Regions from separate parts of the Homo sapiens genome. Here region 1 is linked to region 2. Evidence: read pairs that join two places in POLR2A ChIA-PET (ENCODE). Cell type or tissue: B cell. All regions are shown on one strand. Each heading gives the region's core, and the rest is flanking DNA. Links, peaks and the distances in the headings are about the cores only. Region 1 overlaps NIBAN1 (niban apoptosis regulator 1). Region 2 overlaps NIBAN1 (niban apoptosis regulator 1).

Region 1 (5,388 bases), core at 259-5,258, 56 kb before region 2:
CATTTTCTTGTATTTCATTATACATAATTAGATCAGAAAATACATTTCTTTTTGGTAGGAGAAAATTATTGTTTGCTTCGACTTTTATAATTTTAAAGCAGTTGATAGACTACCAAATTTAATAATAATTAAGATATTTAATAAATATTGCATGTTCTTACTCATGTGGAAGCTTAAAAAAGTTCATCTCATAGAAGTGGAGAGTAGAGTAGTGGTTACTAATAGTGGTTAGAAGCTGGGAAGGGTGAAGGGAATAGGGAGAGGTTGGTTAAAGGATGTCAAATTATAACCAGGAAGAATAAATTCTGGTGTTCTATAGCACTGTAGGGTGAGTATAGTTAACAATAATTTGTTATTTATTTTCAAATAGCTAGAAGAGAGGATTTTTTAATGTTCCCAACACAAAGAAATGATAAATGTTTGAGGTGATGAGTATGGTAATTACCCTGATTTGATCATTACACATTGCAAATATCAAAATATCACACTCTGTATCCCATAAATCTGTACAACCATTGTGTCAATTATTATGTCTTATGATCGCTTCAAATAGCCATAAACGTTAATTGGTTGTATTTCATATCTTTCCGATAATTTAGTCATGGGCTCTGAGTTTCTTTCTTAAGATGAGAGCCTTGATTTTCCATTTTTACACGTCTTGTAGGTTTCCTCCTCCTCAATGTCCTCCAGTTGGAGGCTCAAACCCACTTCCTCTTTAAAGTTTGCTGCATTTCCTGTCCATTCATTTCCCTGACTTTGGTGTCAGGTCTTATTTATTTAAAATTATAACAACTATAAGTTTTTTCTTTCTATCCCTGGGTAATGAATTGCAACAAGACTTTTCATCCCCAACACCTCCCCCTCCCCCAGCCCCTGAAAAAAGGAAATTTCTTCTGCTTGAAGGTACTTTTGATTGCCTGTGATTAAAAACAATTTTTTTTTGTTATCTGGAGATTATTAAAGAGCCAATGACTCATAGAAGGCATTGTATATTTACGTATATATTATACTCATTACCTAGGATGTTTACAGAATTTCCCCCTTGGGAGTTAATATGCAGCTGCGTTTTATTCCTCACCTGTTACCATTACCCTAATAGAGACAAGTCCAAAGTACCACGGAAACCCTTCAGGAGAAACAGCAAAACAGATGACAAAGCAGCTCATTTCTTTTCTTCTTAATGGTCTCTTTTTTTAAAATTATTTCCAAAGCAAATTTGAGTGTGTTTTGATTTTCCAGGAAGTAAATAACTTCTGATATTAAGACCGTTTAAACGTGGTTATTTTCCCCTTTGCACTGAATCGGATTAAGCCAACCAAGTATTTTGTGCCATATAAACATGGTCTTAATCTAAATATTCACCTCAAAACTTTCTTTGTAAACATGTAGTTTTGATGCCTTGGCTTCCAGCAGAATGGTAAGCTTCACATGGGATTTGGAGAAAAGGAATCAAACACTCCAGCGCTCCCTTTGGGAACTCCTTCCCTGGAATCCAAGGCTGCTTCAGGCAGGTCACCTTGATTCACCTATAGGTCAGGACAGGCCAGTTTGTACCAGATATTTACATGCTTAAATTACTGATCTTTTTTTGTTTGTTTGTTTTCAATGTGTCTCACACTAAATCACTGCATAGCTAAACATATTACTTTAGGATGAGTCTTTCTGACAACTTAAAATTTATTTGTAGTCTTTCTGGTTCTCTAATGAAGGAATAATAAACTCACAGTATGTAAGAAAAAGAATAGTTTTGGAATGGAGTTTTCTAAAGAATTTTAGAGGTTTTTTTTTACAAGTTTAAATGTTGGTGTAAATGTTCCATTTGTGTGGCAAATTAATTTTCCATGTGCATTCCCTTTATTCCAATGGTGGAGGATGTTGGGAGGGTGGACAGGGAAAATACACTCACTATACAGCTAATATCAATTCTGTGCCTGCTACTGACCACTCTAGGCTCTCAGGAACAAAGATGAGCAATGCACTTTCAATGAGCTGCTATACTGGAGAGAGAGGGCATGTAAATAAATCACTATATTACATTATGGTGTAGACATTGGAGAAATGGGGGTTCAGGTAAAAGACTGGGTAAATATAGAAAAGGGAACAATTAATTCTGACCAAGGCGTTAGGTAAGGAGAATTCAGGAGAAGCTTCAAGGTAGACTTGCAATTTGACTTTGCAGATGAATAGGAATTTATCTGGGTCTATAGGTTCTAGGAAGGGTGAACAGTACAGGCAGTTATAATGTGCTATGCTTAACCACTGTGGGGAACGTGCCATAGCCAGCATATACAACGCTCTGTGGATAGAGGAGAAGCTGGACAGGTGGGTTGGGACCAACTTGAGAAGAGCCTGGAAGAACCCAAGGTGGCTTTTATCAGGGGAAGGACCTGATCAGTTATGTGTTTTCTAATGTTACCTTTGCCGTGATGTGAAGAGTGGGTTTGAAAGGGGAGCAGTTAGAGGCAAAGTTAGGAGCTCATTGCAGTCATTATTTTTGTAAGAGACGAGGGCCTGAACCAGTCGTTGGTGGCAAGATTGCTTTTGAGAGAGATCCCCAAAGCCCAAAGGGCAGGGTTTGCTGACTGTGGCACCTAGAGGAGGAGATCCAAAAGGATGATTCTGAGGTTTCTACTGCAGGCACCCAGGTGATGGTGAATCTGTTAACCGAGACAGGGGAGCAAATTCGAAGTGCCTGTCAGGACTTTCACAAGGAGTTATTCAGCAGGAGACATTTGGAAATATGCGGCAGGGATCCAGGAGAGGTTGGGACAGCAAACACACATGTAGGAGTCATTGGGTTGTACAGGCAGTTCAGTGGGGTTGCGTTTTTAAGGGAAAGAGTGACTGATTAAGAAGTGGATAGAGGTGATGAATCTGAGAACAATGGATTCAGGGTATTGTTTCAAGAGGTTTGATGGTTAAGGGTAAAAAAGAGGGCAGTTGCCTGAGAGGTAGATGAGTAATTTTCTTTTCTGGGACTTGAATGCATGTGTGGGTGAAAACTAGTGGTGAGGAAGACAATGGCAATCCGAGAAAAAGGAGATAATTAATGTAGTGAGTTTGGACGAAAAATATTGGGGGGGTCTTCCTTTTGAGGTGGACAGGAGGAGGAAAGTATAGTAGATGATGAGATGAACTTAGAGGTGGATAGAAGAGAAATGAAACTTATTATATCTCCATTTGCTTAAAAGAGGAAGTCTGAGTAAAGGGAGGGTGGAGAAGGGAGTTTAAGGATACTTTTGAAGATGTGAGAGCTGCTTTGAAAAGTGGAAGAGACCGGCCGGGCAGGGTGGCTCACGCCTGTAATCCCAGCACTTTGGGAGGCCGAGGCGGGCGGATCACGAGGTCAGATCAAGACCTTCCTGGCTAACATGGTGAAACCCCGTCTCTACTAAAAAAAAAAAAAAAAAAAAAAAAATTAGCCGGGCGTGGTGGCGGGTGTCTGTAGTCCCAGCTACTCGGGAGGCTGAGGCAGAATGGCATGAACCCGGGAGGTGGAGCTTGCAATGAGCTGAGATCGCGCCACTGCACTCCAGCCTGGGCGACAGAGTGAGACTTCATCTCAAAGAAAAAAAAAAAAAAAAGTGGAAGAGATAGTCATGGGGATAAGAAAAAGTTTGCTGAACAGCAATGAGTCCAGCCCAGGCTGGGGCTCATTTGTCTGCAGCGGAGCCAAGCGCACAGCATAGCAGTGTTTTCTGTACTGCTGGGAAGCCTGCAATAAGCAGCCGGGAAAATGGGCAGGTGGGTTGATCCGTGGCTAGATATTGGCTGGGCAGATTTTGAAGAAAGATTTTCTTAGGGATAGGAAAATCAAAGATATTCTTGACTGGTGTTAGTGAATCAACTATGAGTCCTGGAGATCAAGGATAAGTAGTGAAGGAAGTAAAACTTGGAGGGGTTCTAGGGTTAGGGAAATCGGGAGGGGCAAGAGCTTGGAAGGCTGAAGGAGATGAATAGTAGAATAAGCAGGTTTAAACGAGAAAAGAAAAAGGAAATAATGTTATGGATCAGGCATAGTATTTTCATACATATCTAGTTTATCAATTCATAAGTCATTCCTTCAATAACAAAAATATTTATTTTTGTCTTATTATAAATATAAAATATCTTTATTTTGTTATATTAAATGGAACAAACACTTTTCAGTCTTATCCTGGAAATTGAATATTTTACTTAAAAAAAACCCCTCATTTTAAAACTTTGGCCAAGTTGTATATGGTTTATTTGGAGACACACACACACATAATTATTCAAGGGGAATAAAGGGAAGTTAATGAATTGGATTTTTTTTGCTCATAGCTAATTTATTCCCCATCTACTGTGGTAGTAAAATAAAAATTAAATATTTACAGTTAGCCTATCATTGTCATGTACCTGTTACAATTAAATAAAGTGAAAATTTAAAATGTAAGCTGAAGTTAAGTTTCCAACCTAAGTTTCTTTTAGCATTACATGTAAATAATGTATTTACCTATTACAACTTTCTTTTTCCCCTCATTACCATTTTTTCGTTCCCCTACATCGATATCTCTGTTACAAAGCAATGGTATCTATTTATACTATGCAGATCAGCTTCAATGATGTGAAGAGCTCACAGAAATAATAATAGACACATTTATTTGCATATTATGTTTCTGCTTCTGCAAGTAATATTCTTTCTTATAATGCTTGTATCTTTTATTTGGAGAACTTCAAGTGATCTGGAAGAATCCCATTGTATTCCATAAAGGAGAGTAGATGAGCAGATGGCTTCCACATCTGCAAAATGGGAATGTTCGTGGACTTCTGAAACTATATTGAAATTTCAGAATTCTCTGTGGCAGTTATATAATATGCTCCTTGAAACAACAGCATATTCAGGAATGGACTAGAATCCAGGCCTTTTGCCAACAAGCCATTCTTTAATCCTACTGAGGTCATTATTTTCTCTATTTCCTAAAGTCAACAACCTGACATTAAGGAAGCCTTTGCTATGCAGGTTTCTTTCAACCTATGTCTCTCTGTCTCTGTCTCTTTCTCTTTCCCTTTTATATCTGTTATTCAAATTACATTTATGTGTAGTTACACATTAGTTGTTCTCTCTTACCTCCATTCTAAGTTCCTTCACTAGATTTCAAAAATCGCTTACCACATCAAATACAGCCGAGGCCATCCATCCTTCAAGCTACCCATCATCAGAGCCATACCTTATATATTATTCTATTCCTCTCCATCACAACAAAACAAAGGAAAACTGATCAAGTGCCCTCAGCATTCTGGAATACAATCTCCCCCATCACCCCAGAAGTACTAAACCATCTTACTATTCTTTAGAGGGCTTTGAAGTTGGTACTTTGATACCAGTGAGCACGTATGTTGGTGCAACTAACTTCTCCAGAACAAGAG
Region 2 (5,388 bases), core at 319-5,318:
TGATTTTGTTCTTTTTTTAATAGCTGTGTAGTATCCCATTGTGTATATATACCACATTTTCTTTGCCCAGCCCACTGTTGATGGGCACCAAGGCTGATTCCAGACTGCTTTCCACAGTGGCTGAACTAACTTACATTCCTATCTACCATGTATAAGCATTCCCTTTTCTCTGCACCTCACCAGCATCTGTTATTTTTTGACTTTTTAGTAATAGCCATTCTGACTGGTGTGAGATGGTATCACATTGTGATTTTGATTTGCATTTCTCTGATGATTAGTGATACTGAGCATTCTTTTTTTTTTTTTTTTTGACCTCTTTAGTTTTATATTGTTTCAGCTAAAACCTGTGATGAGGTCATTCTTAGTGAACTACTTATAACTAGTTAGTTCTTATAAATGCTGCCAATGTTTTTTTTTTCTTTTATTATTATTATACTTTAAGTTTTAGGGTACATATGCATTCTTAAAATATGTTTGTTGGCCGTTTGTATGTCTTCTTCTGAGAATTGTCTATTCATGTCTTTTGCCCATTTTTAATGCGATTATTTGTTTTTTGCTTGTTCAATTAAGTTCCTTAAAGGTTCTGAATATTAGACCTTTGTTAGATGTCTAGTTTGTGAATAAAATATTATTTTTTAATGCATCTATTTTCATTTTACGTATTTTTTTTTACAGTCACCTTGGTGACTGTAACACTTACCATCACTTTTGAAGAAGTGACTTAACAAAAGAACCCAAACAACATTTCTTCACCTCTGCAGACTCTTCCTCTCACAATGAAGTGGCTTCCGTTACTGGAATAATGTCAGGGAAGATAACAGCTTCCTCTAAATTCACCCTATTCAAATGTGTAATTCACACTTGTTCACAGACTAGAATAATGTACCTATAAAGTGTTTATTGGCTGTTATATAGCTCCTAGAGGAAGAAAATAAAAATGAAATGGTTTGTACGTTATAGTTTGTCAGAAGTATGATTGCCAATTATAATGATAAAATACTAATGATAGCTCACATTGCTAATATTTATTGAGCACTTACCGTGTGCCAAGCACTGTGTGAAGGCTGACAACAATCCTTTTAGTTAAACAGCATTATTGTCCGTAGGAAACCAAGATTTAGATAGCTAAAGGAGATTGCCTAGAGGTAGGCAGTTATCAAGTGGTGGACTCAGAATTCAATCCTGAATGTTTAACTCCAAAGCTCAAGCTCGTAATTGTTGTGTATTAAAGAGCCTGACAACTAAAGGATTATATATTCAGTTTCTCCTGCTACATTTGAAGAGGGATTTTAGAAAGTAACAATACTAGCAACCAATTATTGAATGCCAGGTAATACACTGAGTGTTTAATGTATGCTCTTTCGATCCCTATGACAATACTAAGGAGGAACAAATTTTATCTCCATTTTTCAGATGACACTGAGGTTCATGGAAATTAAGAAGTATATTTAAAGTCACAAAGCTATTTAAGGTCACAATAGCTAATTAAGCTATTAAACCAATGAATACCTAGATCTCTGCTCTTACTGCTTATTGCTGGTCATACTAGAGTATGTCCAGTGCTTGAATAGTAAGAGGTCTGGCAACCAGGTCATATGACTGAGAAAACTGGGTTATGTTTAACCTGACAGTGGTTGAAGGGAGGAAAAAAATCTTCAAATATCTTTTGTCACGTAGAGGAAGGATCAGACATATTTTGTTTTGCTCCAGAAGGTAAAAGTGTCTCTTGTAAATGTAGGCAATCTAGATTCTGAAATTGCAATTGCAGTTGCTTGCTTCTGGGAATTTTATTTAATTGAAAATAGAAATTGAATCTGTAAACCAAAAATACATAAACAAACAAACAAAAAAAACTAATTTGAACTCAGTTAAAGTCCCCAGGTGGCATCTATTACATGCATCTTCTGAAGACACCGTTGCATTTTTATTGTATTAGAAGAAACAACATTTCCAGAATATCAGAGGTGAAGCCTCAAGTCAGTTCTGTGTCTGCCAGAATAAAAACAAAAATAAACTTATCTTTCTTCTTGTTGTCCTAAGAATAAGGTATCAGTAGTTCCAGAGGAAGATAAGACCAACTGAGAGTGTGGGAAAGAGAATAACCTTAGTGTTCAAAGCTTCATAGGGCAGAGAACATTGGACAGGTCAACTAGTAATGCCTACCGCATCGTGTGGTGATGAGGAGGGAGAGAATGAACTGCTACACGTGAGGTTCTCAGAACTCTTTTAAGGAGGACGTAATGTTAAACTAATAAAACCTGGTGAGAAACAACACACAGGGGTGCCTCCGGAGGCTGGAGGGTGGGAAAAAGGAGAGGATCAGAAAACATAAATACCAGATACTGGGCTTAATACCTGGGTGATGAAATAATCTGTACAACAAACACCTATGACACAAGTTTACCTGTGTAACAACCTGCACTTTTACCCCTGAACTTAAAATAAAAGTTATTAAAAAAAAAAAGAAAAGAAAAACTGTGGGATAGCTTGGCTATACAATTATCAATATTCTGATATTTTCCAATTAATGCTGCTGTTTCTCATATGACCACAAAAGGGAGATTTGTTTCTTTTCTGTGTTTGAGATGGGCATATGGAATTCTTTAAAAACAAAAAGGGGAAATACCAAGAAATAAAATCAGGCAACTGAAGATATGCCTTCTGCCATGGAAGCTCAAAATTTTAGGATCTTTCAAGTTCTTCATTTGCACCTGGGACTTCAGATGCTTGGTATTGCTAAAAAATGTGTTCATTTTCTATTTCAAATAAATATGGAGATAATTATTTTAACAAAACAAAACAAAAACCTGGTAAGAGGGCTGAGCATGGTGGCATACCACTGTAGTCCCAGCTGCTCTCGAAGCTGAGGCAGGAGGATCGCTTGAGCCCAGGAATTCAAGGCTGTACTGCACAATGATTGCGCCTGTGAATAGCCACAGCACTCCAGCCTGGGCAACATAGTGAGATCTCACCTTAAAAAAAAAAAAGTATGAAAAACCTGTTGAGAAATGGAGCATCGACTAGGAAGCTGACCTGAGGAGGATCAAGAGACCCAGTGTTAGCTAGCCACTTCCATCACGGGACAGTGGCTGCTGTTAACCGGGCAGGGGGAGCATTCGGAGATAAACAAGGGAAGGTCTGCAGGTGCCAGGGAAGGTCTGCGGGCGATTTTTCTAATATGTACTTTGGCATGGTCTAATGTTGACTTTTTGCAAGGAAAAGGCCAGGTCAATCTTATTGTTCTTTCCTTTCTTTGAACTGTGGAATAATAGTGAGTGCCCTTGAACCTGTGGAGAAAAGGATAGAAAATTTGTTTTTCTTTCACATAAAAGGACATTGGGGCATGCCTTAGTCCCTAGCTGACAGTACTAGTCACTGTGCAGGGGAAGATGGCTTTCTGGAGCACACTAATTCCACTTCAGAACACAGAGCAAGATTAATTATGAAGAACTGATAACTCCCTACCTCCCTACTTCCCTCCCTCCTTCTCTCTCTTCTTCCCTCCCTTCTTCTTTCCTTCTTTCCTCCCTCCCTCCTTTCTTCTTTCCTCCCTTCCTCCCTCCCCTTCTCCTTCTCTCCTTTTCCCCTTCCTTCCTTCTTTCCTTCCCTCACTCCTTCCCTCCCTCCCTTCCTCCTTCCTTCCTTCCTTTTCCTTCTCCTTTTCTCTTTCCTTCCTTCATTCTCCTTTCCTTCCTTCCTTCCCTCCTTCCTTCCCTCCTTCCTTCCTTCTCTCCTTCTTTCCCTTCCTCCCTCCCTTCCTCCCTTCCTCCCTCCTCTTCCCCCCTTCCTGTCTTCTTTCCTCTTGTCCCTTCCTTCTGCCAACAAATACTTATCAGCACCTTTTGTATGCTGAGCCCTTGCTAAGTGCTGACAGTCCAGTGCTATAGAAAACAGACATGATCCCTGCCTTCTTAGAAGTTACAAACTAGTAATAATAAAGAAAAAAATATTTAATTACAAATTGAGATACGTGTGTAAAGGATGCACCAAGAAATTATAAGAGGGACTTGATTTAGATTGGTTCAAGGAAAGGAATCTGTGAACGTGGCAAATTAGCCCTGAAGAACATATGGTCTGGAGCAAGAGCTGGCAAGTCTGGCTGCCACCTGTTTGTGTGTGGAACACAGCCACACCATTTGCCTAGGTATTTTGGGCTGCTTCTGCAATAGAATGGCAGAGTTGACTAGTGGCAACAGAGACTGAATGGCTCACAAAGCCTACAATGTTTACTATTTTGCCTTTTACAGAAAAAGTTTGCTGACCCCTGGTCTAGAAAATACTTGAAAATAAGAGCTACAATATTTCATTTGATCCATGCCTTTTCAGGTAGGGTGGGCCGTGGACTTTGTATGACTGAAACATGTGTGGGCACAAATTACTTGGGTGTGATAATGTGTGTCTCATCATGAAGTAGACTCTAAGCAGACAAGAAACTTTCTCCAAAACTTGAGATTGCATATTTCAAATGAATTTCCTGTTTGTGGAAAGAGGTATTATGGTGTGGTGTTTGTAAGCTTAGTATTTGGAATTTGATTTTGAAAGACTATTTTGGATTCAGATCTTGGCTCCACCACTTAGGATCTGTGTTACTCACTCTCATTACTCTTCAATTTTCTCATCAGTGGGACAGAGGTATTGTCAGTGCCCATTCATATAGTTATTGTGAAAATTACCTGAGATAATGAAAAGACAGTACTTAGTACAATGACTGACATACAGTAAATACTTAATATATATACACTGTTAGGATTTTTAAGATACAAAATATTTTCATAAAATAACACATCAATTTTTGTGATGCTACTCCATAAATAATATTCAGTTTTTGTTTTTTATCCTAATAGAACAATTTTTTTCACAATGTCTGAGGATAAATAAAAGCAATGACTTCTAAGTCACAATTATACAATTTTTGGAAGCTAATTTTATAATATTTTGAATTTTTTTGCATGTTTACAAAATTAATTTTTGTTTTACTCTGGAAGTTTGAGGTAGATCTGCCCCCGTCTCCCTGGCCCCCCGCCCCCGCCGCAGTGCTATATTTAGCATGCTTCCTCCCACCTGCCTACAGCTTTGCATACCCTAAAATGCCCATTAAACTCCTTTTCATTCCTTCTGTCTACAGTCTGGGCCTATATTAGTCCTATGGCTTTGATTCCAACCCCACTCACACCATAGTTCTCTGGTTCATTTTCAGCTAGTTCATGAGTGGGTCTATTCTTCCAGCCTTTTCTTACTTTCCCTTTGTGGTCTACGGTCCTTGCATGGACATGACCACTTCCCAATGCCTCCCCACAGTCCTTCGTTCCCTGAAGTTCTGGCTTTGGTTCCACTTTCCCATGGCTCTGACTTGCAGGAGTGCTTGGTTGTAGGCTAACTGCCTTGCAC

The links. Peaks named below come from ENCODE experiments on the same cell type or tissue, not always from the same donor. Only the 100,000 strongest peaks of a DNase experiment are listed, where the experiment ranks them.
Region 1: POLR2A ChIA-PET joins it to region 2 with 6 read pairs; 2 of 35 experiments call an interaction of 5 or more read pairs at or near these places.

What each region holds. Positions count from the first base shown.
Region 1 is chr1:184,915,399-184,920,786 of GRCh38, reverse strand. All of the region lies in intron 1 of NIBAN1 (niban apoptosis regulator 1), which reads left to right. Among named protein-coding and RNA genes, the nearest start is that of NIBAN1, 56 kb to the left of the region's middle. In B cell, for the core only: no CTCF peak of the experiment used is centred there; a DNase peak (open chromatin) is centred at 3,196.
Region 2 is chr1:184,859,911-184,865,298 of GRCh38, reverse strand. The region is part of intron 5 of NIBAN1 (niban apoptosis regulator 1); the gene reads left to right. Among named protein-coding and RNA genes, the nearest start is that of EDEM3, 110 kb to the right of the region's middle. In B cell, for the core only: no CTCF peak of the experiment used is centred there; no DNase peak of the experiment used is centred there.